2 separate regions of the Homo sapiens genome follow, and region 2 is linked to region 1. Evidence: read pairs that join two places in POLR2A ChIA-PET (ENCODE). Cell type or tissue: CD4-positive, alpha-beta T cell. All regions are shown on one strand. Each heading gives the region's core, and the rest is flanking DNA. Links, peaks and the distances in the headings are about the cores only. Region 1 overlaps NRTN (neurturin). Region 2 overlaps RANBP3 (RAN binding protein 3).

Region 1 (5,240 bases), core at 1-5,000:
TCTACTAAAATTACAAAAAAATTAGCCGGGCGTGGTGGCGGGCGCCTGTAGTCCCAGCTACTCGGGAGGCTGAGGCGGGAGAATGGCGTGAACCCGGGAGGCGGAGCTTGCAGTGAGCCGAGATCGCGCCACTGCACTCCAGCCTGGGCGACAGAGCGAGACTCCGTCTCAAAAAAAAAAAAAAGATTATTCATTGTTTATATGGAATTCAGATTTAGCCGGGCACCTGTATTGTATCGGGCAAGCCCACAAATGTCTGCTTCGATGCACCCCTCTGGGGTTGGGTGTGCCCCCTAACCCCCCAGCACAGTCCTGGCCACTCCAGTCCTGCTCCGGGGCTTAAAGAACACGGACTAGGTTGCTCAGTCATCGCCCACCCCCCGCACCGATTTCCCACCCTCTCAGCCCCGGCCAAGACAGAGATCATGGAAGCTTCATGGGACAGACAGGGAAACTGAGGCCTGAGGTTGCAAGTGGCGAAAGTGGCAGAGTCATGCTCTGAGGCTGGGTTTGTCTCGTTTCTGAGACCCCCTGTGGGAACAGACATCTCCTCCCCCACCAAACCCCAGGAGACAGACAGCCCCTCCTTCCCCAGGGCCACCCAGAGGCTCATTCTTTTGACAGCCAGGTGCACCAGCCCGGGGGGCAGGTGGGGACTAAAGATTTCCTCTCCCAACCACAAGCGTGACTGCCACCTGCTCTGGGGCTGGGAGTCCCCTGCCTGCAGGTCCGCCAGCAGCGCTGCCTGTCATTCCAGCGTCTGCAGTTCTCTCCCGGGGCTTCCGAGTTTGGGGGTGGAGCCACCGCTTGGGTAATAAATTTAGGCTGCCAGGCCCTGGGAATCGGTGACTTGGGCACCTCCTGGCGAGTGTGGGAGAAAGCGGCTGGACCTGGGCCAAACTTGGGTGAACGATGAAGGCAGGAAGAATGACCTTTAAGCCCGCCTCTGTCGCTCTCTCTCGGCCACCTGCTAATGATGTGACCTTGGGATGGTCCGTTTTGTCACCTGTCACATGGGGGTGGCCTTGACAGTAGCTGCTGCCACTCCATGGAGTGGGGTCCCCACACAGGCTTCGGATGCAGTAGGCTGCGGTACCTGCTGCTCCTCTGCATTCTGAGAAACCCAAACACCCCGATTCATTTCTTGGATAGGGAAACTGAGGCTCCACTGCACAGCGGGGCAGTGGGGATGGAGGGAGTCTGAAAAGCCCGGGGCCTCAGAGCAGACGTCGGGGCCTGAAGAGGGGGCTCTAGAGACCTATGACAACCTCACTAAAGAGGGATAGGGCATGGGAAGCAGCCCCCCAGTGCTGCCCAGAGAGGATGCACCAGTGTCCTGGGGCAGCCCAGCATAGGGGCGGGGTCCAGATAGATTTGCGATGGAGGACGAGGAGAATGGAGCAGCAATGGGGTGAGAGAGGGGCCCAGAGGAGGTGAGTTAGAGACCCCGGTCAGCTCAGCTCAAGGTGAGACGGGCTGGAAAGCGGCCCAGAAAGGATGGACCAGGTTCTGGGCAGCCAATATAGGCTCAGGGTTCAGAAAGGGGTTTTGGACCAGCGTAGGGGTGTGAGTGTGTACGTGCCCCCCAGTGCCGCCCAGAGAGGGTGCATGAGCAGCTCAGCAAGAGGGTGGGGAAATTTGGGACCTGGGAGTGAGACGAGAAGCCGTCTAGGCCTGGCGTCCCAGCAAGGGTCTTCGTTTGCAGGGGTACAGAGAGGGTAGGGGGCTCCCTCCCACCCCCTGCACCCACTGACCCCCCCTCCTTTCTCTTCCTCCCCTCGCAGACCGTGCACTCCTGCAGGGGGCCCCGGATGCGATGGAGCTGCGCGAGCTGACGCCCTGGGCTGGGCGGCCCCCAGGTCCGCGCCGTCGGGCGGGGCCCCGGCGGCGGCGCGCGCGTGCGCGGTTGGGGGCGCGGCCTTGCGGGCTGCGCGAGCTGGAGGTGCGCGTGAGCGAGCTGGGCCTGGGCTACGCGTCCGACGAGACGGTGCTGTTCCGCTACTGCGCAGGCGCCTGCGAGGCTGCCGCGCGCGTCTACGACCTCGGGCTGCGACGACTGCGCCAGCGGCGGCGCCTGCGGCGGGAGCGGGTGCGCGCGCAGCCCTGCTGCCGCCCGACGGCCTACGAGGACGAGGTGTCCTTCCTGGACGCGCACAGCCGCTACCACACGGTGCACGAGCTGTCGGCGCGCGAGTGCGCCTGCGTGTGACCCTACCTCACTCGGCCGGCGCGGCGGCCACTCCCCCCGCCTCGACGGCACCACTGGCCGGCCCCGCGAAAGACTGCGCGTGCGTAGAGCACGCCGGCGCGGCCCCGGGACTCTCGCGATAACTGTACTGAGATAAAGTGTGGCAACTCGAGCTGGCTGGTGATTCATCCTCGGCGAGGGGCTCGCGTGTGGGCCACGTCGCCGTCTCCACCGGGAAAGCGGGGACCAGTGGGGGGGGCCCAGCTGCAGGGTAGTGGGAGGATGCTGTTTGCTTTGGGGGAAGGGTAGATGCAAAGTGGGTCCAGTTTATGGCGGACAAAAAGGAAAATGGGGTGAATGGGGCTATGTTGGCAGGGACCGTCCTTCCTGCCTCCCTACGGGTCCCTCTGCCCGTCCCGAGCGTGTTCCGGTCCGCACCTCTTCGCTGTGTGGGCTTCTGGGGAGGGGAAAGGGAAGCTACGCTCGGATGAAGAGACCGAGGTCTAGGTGGACCCCGTTTCCCCAGCTTGTTCCCTTCCGCACCTCTCCGCGGTGCGGGCTTCTGGGATGAAGACACTGAAGTCTAGGTGGGCCCAGTTTCCCCAGATTGTCGCTGACTGCACCTCTCGCTTCTGGGATGAAGAGACTGAGGTCTAGGTGGACCCAGTTTCCCCAGCTTGTTCCTGACTGCACCTCTCTGCTGTGTGGACTTCTGGAGAGGGGGAAAGGGGGAGACACTGTGGGTGAGGAGCCTGAGATCCAGGTGGAATCAGTTCCCCAGCGTCTCCCTGTCCGCACTGATCCCGCTATGTGGGTTTCTAGGAAGGGGGAGCCACTCTGGGGGTGAGGAGAGTGAGGTCCAGGTGGACCTGGGCCTCCCTTATCCGACGGCCTCCTCGGGCCGGTCTTCGCCCACCAGGGTGAGCTGAAAGCCACTATCTCCTTCCACCAGCTACTAAAAATACCCGCACGCTGCCCACCTCCCGGCGGGGAGAGGCCTGGGGCGGGCGCCAGCCCCATCCAGCCCGAAGCCGGCGCCTGCTGGTGTAGAGCTGGGTCCCCAGAGACCTGGGTCCTCGGCCCATAAAAGCCCTGGCCGGGCCTCCACGGGGGGGATTTACGACGAGCCCCTGCGGAGTATGGAAAAAGCCCGGCTCGGTGTTTAGATTTCCCCACGGTGTCACCTTGATGCTTGGCAGGCCTCGGGTGTTGGGTTGCCAGAGCGCGGGAGGGGTCGGCGGGTCCCACGGTCGGTCTGAGGGGCGGGGAAGGGGCGGGCACTGCGAGCCCAGAGCAGGCACCGGCGAGGCGAGACTCCTCCCCTCCTGCCCCTCAGACTGGGGGTTCCCAAGGCTACAACCCTTCTCCTTAGCTGGGCCCCCTCCCCTCCTTCCCACACGTCTGCCCTTAGGACCACCCTCTAACCACAGTGTCCCTTCCCAGGCTCAGCCCGCATCCCCCCACCCCCCGCAAAGCTGGAGGGCGCAGATCGGAAACCGCCCCCAGGGAGAATCACCCAGCCATGAAGGAACATCCCTAGCCCCTGGCTCCCGGGGACCCACAGCTACAGCTGGAGACACTCAAGGCGGCTAATCAGCAGGACTTCCAGGGAGCCCTGAGAGCAGGGCTTGGCGGCCAGGCGGGTGATCTGCTTGGGAAGCAGTTTCAGGGCTGCCGCTGGCTGGGGTCCCCGCCTACCCCCGCAGTCTTCTGACTCTGAGGTTTAAGGTGGTGGATTCCTCCACCCTTTGGGCCGACTCAGCCCGGCCTCCGCAGAGAGGCCGGAGTTCCCAGACGCTGCGGAAGCCCAAGTGACGCTTACTCCGAGCCTCAGTTTCCCCATCCTAGATGGCCTGGCCTCAGAGAGGAGTGTTGTTCAGCCCAGGACACACAGCGAGAAAGCTGACCATCAGGGGTCTGCCGCCCCCCCGAAGCTCCCCTGCCACAGTGTGCATGTGTGTGTGAGTGTTGCCCACCCTCCGGGGCCTCCCGGACCTCGGCCTTCCTGTCTCCCACCCAGATCCAGCGTCCCAACCACAGGGCGCGGGCCCAGCCCACCAGGGAATTGGAACATAAATAAACCGAGAAGCCCCTGCAGTTCCCTGGGGCTGCGGTTGTCATCAGCGCATCGGCACACCGGATGAGGGTCTCTCTCACACACACACACAAGCACACTCACAAGACACAGAGATCACCACCCATAAGGGCTCAGCAGGCAGGACCCATGATCCTACACAGTCACCTTCCACACAGAATTGCACACTCAGAAAGGGACACTCCCCCCTTTTTTTTTTTTTCTTGAGACAGTCTCACTGTGTCGCCCAGGTTGGAGTGCAGTGGTGCGATCATGGCTCCCTACAACATCTGCCTCCTGGGTTCAAGCGATTCTTGTGTCTCAGCCACCTGGGTAGCTGGGATTACAGGCACCGGCCACCGCACCCAGCTAATTTTTTTTTTTTTTTTTTTTTTTTTTGAGACAGAGTCTCGCTCTGTCGCCAGGCTGGAGTGCAGTGGCGCGATCTCGGCTTACTGCAACCTCCGACTCTCTGGTTCAAGCGATTCTCCTGCCTCAGCTTCCCAAGTAGCTGGGATTACAGGCATGCACCACCACGCCCGGCAAATTTTTGTATTTTTAGTAGAGACGGGTTTCACCATATTGGCCAGGATGGTCTCGATCTCCTGACCTTGTGATCCGCCTGCCTCGGCCTCCCAAAGTGCTGGGATTACAGGTGTGAGCCACCGCACCCGGCCTCATCATCGGTTTTCTTTGCAGTATTACATCTGGAAACGGTGCGGTGATTATCTCTCTGCACCCCTCACAGGCGGCTAACAACATCACAAACAAATCAGCCAGAACCATCACTCATGGGTGGGGCCCCATGGGTGCCAGTTCCCAGGGCCCAGTGCCCTCCAGGGTGAGGTCCCCAGCAGGTGAGGCTCCTAGCAGGTGAGATTCAGTGTGGAAGGTCTCTGGGAGCAGGTCCCAGCAGGTAAAGTCCCCAACAGCCGAGGTCCCCAGTAGGCAAAGTCCCCAGGAGACATCCCCAGCAGG
Region 2 (5,429 bases), core at 174-5,173, 130 kb after region 1:
TGCTCTGGAGTCCAGGGGAGGTCCCTGAGAAGAGGGGGCTGTGCTGGGGTCTCAAGAAGAGCTGGAAGGGAGAGCAGCAGCAGCTTGAAGTCACAGCTTGCGGGGTGATGGGGCCAGGGGCAGGCGGTGGGCATGCTGACTTGCTGGGGAAATGTCATAAAAGGCAAGGGGATGCCTGGGGTTGGTTTAGGTTGAAAGCAAACAGTTTGGGGAAGGGAGTGAGAGTGGCTGTGGGGAGACCAGGTGGGTAGTGACTGAGGTGGAGAGAAAGGGACAGCACCAAGATGACCAAACAGACACCATCCCACTCCTGCAGACGCAGGACAGACTCTGGTCTTGACCTTGGGGCATCAGTCCACAGCCAGGCAGCCCACTGATGGTGACATTCCCCCCACCATGCTCCCCGAAGCCTCGGCACACCAGGGTCTGATTCACCGTGTACAGCCAAGGCAAACACTGGAGTGAGTGGCGTGCGCGAGACCCAGGGGCTACAAGGGAGCAGGGGAGGTCAGAGGGGTCTCCAACCAGACTTCCAGGTTTCCCTAAGCAGACTTCTTGCCAACACAGCACACAGGTGCTGCTTGACAAACGTGAATGAATGCACCTATGCCAGGCAATAAATGATGTCAAAGGAATGCTGGGGGACTCTGGGACAGAGCAGCAGCGTATCCACACCATGTGTGCCACCAGGATCCTAGAGGTCTTCCGGTGCCACGCCTGTACCCCACAAGCCCAGCCCTGACCTCTGCATTTGCCTCCCTGCCAGCTGCCAGGTGACAAGATGCACAGGAAGGAGCCAGGGTTTGAGCCAGCTTGGCACTCTCCAACCCCATTTTCTTTAGGGAGCTACCCACCCCTCGTCCCCCTGTCCCCCAGTTCAGATGGAGCCAAGCTCAGCCCCAGCTCCAGGCCTGACAAGAAGAGTCCCGCATGCATCGTCTAACACATGGCACATGAACAAGGCCAGGCCTTTCGCTGGAGATCCTGGGGCTGCTGAGCTGCTGGTGAATGACCCTGAGGCTGCCAGCAATCCCATGTCACCGAGAGGGGCCTTGGACCAGAGCCAACCAGAGGTAGCAGAGTCACAGAGGGAGGGGGAAGACTAAATCTGGCCTGTGTTCGGCCCTGAGTCAAGCTTGGCCCAAAGCTAACTCTGCCCCCAGACTTTTCAGTGAAGCCAATCAGTGCTGATTTTTGCTTAAGCCAGTTTGAGCTCGATTTCTGCCCCTTGTCGCTAACAGACTCTGGCCTGAGAGAGGCGCGGTCCAGCCACTGCAGACTGAATTACACACATGCTGCACTCCAGCATCTGTGGAAGAGACCTTGGACAGGCCTCAAAGTGACGCTAAGATGCTTTCTTTCTCTTCACAGCAAGTGTCACTGCCTGATCCACTCCATATTGATGGGTTTATGGTCTGTCTCACCCATTAAGATATAAACTCCATAAGATCCGAGACTGCTTTGTTCCCCTGGGTACCCCATGGCCTGAGAACAGTACTTGGCACACTTTATGGATTCAACAAACACTTCATGAAGGGGGAGGGAAGGAGGACATTAGTGAAAATGTGAGGCGAAGACACTTGGTGCCAGGCTAGTAAGGAAGGGCTAGAAGAGAGAGAACCATTTGGATGGGAGAGGAGTGCGCGCTGGTGTTGAGAACCGTGTCGGTGGATCTGCAGGTGCACGGAAGGGACTGCAGCTATTTGAGTAACTATGGGAGGCCTGGGCAGGCTGTGGTGCCAAGGTGCTGCCCGGAGCCTTCTGGACACACGGCAGGGCTGAGGGGCATGGGCCAGGAGAGGGCCCCTCTGATGGAGCAACCCTGTCCTGTGCCTGGACATGTGACCCAGCTGGAGACAGAGGGAGGCTATGGAAGGGGACGTGAGGGTCAAGCTCTGAAAGGAGCCACCCAGAGAACAGAAAGCCAGGGTGGAGTCCAATCAGATCCTCCACAATTGCCTCCCATCTCTTGTTCCTGTACCCACCCCTGCCACCATTCAGCCCTCCTTTCCTTCTCTGCCTCTACTCTCACTCCCTTAGATCTGGCCTCCACAGAGCAGCCAGAAGCACTATCATGAAACACACACTTAAAACTGCAGTGTTGGCCGGGCGCGGTGGCTCACACCTGTAATCCCAGCACTTTGGGAGGCCGAGGTGGGGGGATCACGAGGTCAGGAGATTGAGACCATCCTGGCTAACACGGTGAAACCCTGTCTCTACTAAAAATACAAAAAATTAGCCGGGCGTGGTGGCAGGTGCCTTTAGTCCCAGCAACTCGGGAGGCTGAGCTTGCAGTGAGCCAAGGTTGCGCCACTGCACTCCAGCCTGGGTGACAGAGCGAGATTCCATCTCAAAACAAAACAAAACAAAACAAAACAAAAACTGCAGTGTCGGCCGGGCACAGTGGCTCATGCCTGTAATCCCAGCATTTTGGGAGGCCGAGGCGGGAGGATCACCTGAGGTCGGGAGTTCGAGACCAGCCTGATCAACATGGAGAAACCCCTTCTCTACTAAAAATACAAAAACTGAGCCAGGCGTGGTGGCGCAACCTGTAAGCCCAGCTACTCAAGAGGCTGAGGCAGGAGAATCACTTGAACCTGGGACGCAGAGGTTGCAGTGAGCTGAGATGGTGCCATTGCACTCCAGCCTGGGCAACAAGAGTGAAACTCTGTCTCAAAACAAAACAAAACAAAACAAAACAAAACAAAACTGCAGTGTCTCCCACAGACTAGAGGCTGAGCACCTTGAGACAGGCCACATCCAGCCACTCACCCTCCACCTCCCACTGTGGTGGCACTGAAAAGCCCGCTGTCGCTGCACGTCCCACACTTAGGGTGCACTTCTGGACTTCTGCTTGGTTTAGTCCCACTACCAAGAGCGCGTGGTTCCCCTTGTTTTCCATGGCCAGTGCTTACTCCTGCACAGACACCATCTCCTTCAGGAAGCTCCCACTGTGAGAGGCGTGCCTGCCCTGCTGCACTCCCTCCCGAGCAGGCCTTATATCCTGCCACGGGGCACGCGGAGACCACGGCCACAGCAGCTGAAACAGCCTATCACCCAGCGTACACCGCATCAACACCCTGCAATGAGTGTTTGAACTAGGCCCTCTCTCTGTCATTCATCTACACAACACCAGCTGCTACGTACTCACAAATATTTACTAAGCCCTCATTCTGTGCAGGGCGCCACAGGAAGAGTGGAGAACAGGAAGCTGAGGGCAGACGCTTCAGGAGAAAACATCTGACTGAAAGGGAGGGGCGTGTTTGCACTTGGTGACCAGGCACTGTGGAGCCCTGGCACTCCCAGAGGGGTGTGTGGTGACAGCATCTACCCCTAGATGTAAGTTCTAGAAAGTGGGGCCTCGTCTGTTCCGTTTCTCTCTGTATTCTCAGTGCCAAACACAGAGCCTCACACTTAACAGGCACTCAACCGGCAGTTAGAGGGTGAATGAAATGTCACACGCCGCAAGGACAAGGACCCAGGGAGCCATGGTCAGGGCTCTCCAGAGGAACGGAACCAAGAGGATACAGCAATAGGAGATGAACTTGGCCCATCTCGGCCCATTGGGACCCCTGCTGATGGCAGGTCTGGCATTCATGACTGACCCAGCCACTGCACTAACATGTAGAAATGAGCTTTAGTCACATCTGCACCCAAAACACAGAGCGTCAGTTACTCACGCTGCATTTCTACTCAGGCCAAAGGTTGATCAACTGCAAATCAGCACGGCTATCGCAAACAGACAAGACACACAAGCCCCATTCCAGGCAGGACCGCCCCACTGCCCCCGACCACCAGACACACGGGTTGCTGTTCGTAGCCATTCCCTATCACCAGGCTGATTCTGGCTATACCAGTGAGGAAGCAGCGTGTGAACACCGCTACCTCCAACTCAAGTTTGGGGAATGGACAGGCGGCCAGAAGTAGGGAGGCTTCAACAACCTGCTTCAATTCCTAGCCCAGCTTTTCTTTCACAGGTCAAGGGAAGATCACCACTGCAGATTTCTAGAGACCCACCATGAAGACCTTTAATATTAAAATAGGAGTCAAATGCAGACTATTTGACCCAGAATCTGTCAACCAAGTGGTTGGGTTTTTTGTTTTTGTTTTTGGTCCTGTAACATGCTCCCTGTTGAAACCTAGTTTGTAAAAAATGCAGTCTGTCTGGAGATTGACTTTACACATCCGTATATTAAGAGATTAGAAAACCAATACGAGGCACAGTGGCTCATGTTTGTAATCCCAGCACTTGGGAGGGTGACGAGGGAGGATCACTTGAGCCCAGGAGTTGAAGACCTGTCTGGGCAACATAATGAGACCCTATTTCTACAAAAAACAAACAAATAGCCAGGCATGGTGGCGCACTCCTGTAGTCCCAGCTACTTGGGAGGCCGAGGTGGGAGGACTGCTTGAGCCCAGGAGTTAGAGGCTGCAGTGAGCCATGATCGTGCCACTGCACTCCAGGCTGGGTGACAGAGTGAGACCTTGTCTCAAAAACAGAGAGAAAGGAAAGAAACTCATTTGACCAGACGCTTCTCAAAGTTATTTGACTAGGGAGTCCCCCCCATTTCCAGGGACATCCACAATGAGGCCTGAGAATGACGTTTCAAGGACCACTGTGGACAACACTGGTGTGTGAAGCGGGGGAGATTCTGAGCCCCTCTTCCTTGGACACAAGTCACCTCAAACAATGTGTGAAGTGCTCTGGCCCACCACATACTTCTTCTCTGGCCTCACCATGGCCTTCAGGGGCACTGTGCACCAAGTCCCACATGGCTGCTGCTGAATTCAGAACCCTCGTCCCATCTAGCATCCTCTACCCTGCGAACCTCCTCAGCTCACATGCCCAGACAGCACCCAGCCTGAGCCCAACAATTGTGATCCTGTGATGATCACAGACCCAGGCCAGGGAGAGTCCCCTGCTGCCCCCTGGTACCCCAGGAAAACAGCAAGGGAAGATGGCCTGGCCAGAAACTGAAAGGAGTGAGCCCCTGCTGGCATCCGGGCCCACGGTGCTGGCTCTCCCTCCCATCCCCTGCTACCCTCAACCCACTTGTGAGGCTCCGATGCAAAATGGGACCAGCTGGGATTCCCCAGGACAGGGCCGGTGTCCTGGTCCTGGTCTTTGCAGCCCCAGCGATGAGCACAGACAGGCTAAGAAGCAAGCCAGCCCCAGCACAGGAAGCTTGGCCATCTCTGCTCTCCTTTCCAACTTCTGCCAGATGTTGGGAACCCCTTAGACCTGCTTGGCCTGCCCCCCCACCTCCACCCAGTCATCCTCACGTGGCTATGGCTGTCAGGGTGCTCTGTCCCACCTAGTTGAGCCTGGGAACCACTCTGCCAGCTGCACAGAGGATGAAAAGATTCAATCCTAATATTCCCTCAGCAATTCCACACATCCCAGCACCCACTGTGCACTAAGCACTGCG

Evidence for each region. Peaks named below come from ENCODE experiments on the same cell type or tissue, not always from the same donor. Only the 100,000 strongest peaks of a DNase experiment are listed, where the experiment ranks them.
Region 2: POLR2A ChIA-PET joins it to region 1 with 19 read pairs; 11 of 35 experiments call an interaction of 5 or more read pairs at or near these places.

What each region holds. Positions count from the first base shown.
Region 1 is chr19:5,825,965-5,831,204 of GRCh38, forward strand. It overlaps NRTN (neurturin), which reads left to right. Exons shown (of 3, transcript NM_004558.5): 3 at 1,785-2,360. The coding sequence ends at 2,209. FUT6 (fucosyltransferase 6) reads right to left here. Exons shown (of 3, transcript NM_000150.4): 3 at 4,444-5,240. Among named protein-coding and RNA genes, the nearest start is that of FUT6, 11 kb to the right of the region's middle. RefSeq lists silencers at 734-1,028, 1,827-1,896, 2,067-2,396, 3,097-3,146 and an enhancer at 1,771-2,459. In CD4-positive, alpha-beta T cell, for the core only: no CTCF peak of the experiment used is centred there; DNase peaks (open chromatin) are centred at 727, 2,127 and 3,487; H3K4me3 peaks cover 1,935 bases; H3K27ac peaks cover 615 bases; H3K27me3 peaks cover 270 bases.
Region 2 is chr19:5,959,059-5,964,487 of GRCh38, forward strand. All of the region lies in intron 1 of RANBP3 (RAN binding protein 3), which reads right to left. Among named protein-coding and RNA genes, the nearest start is that of RANBP3, 16 kb to the right of the region's middle. RefSeq lists enhancers at 391-1,039, 1,688-2,337, 2,821-3,040, 3,635-4,282, 4,416-4,967 and 1 more and a silencer at 3,311-3,360. In CD4-positive, alpha-beta T cell, for the core only: no CTCF peak of the experiment used is centred there; a DNase peak (open chromatin) is centred at 3,173; H3K4me3 peaks cover 1,315 bases; H3K27ac peaks cover 5,000 bases.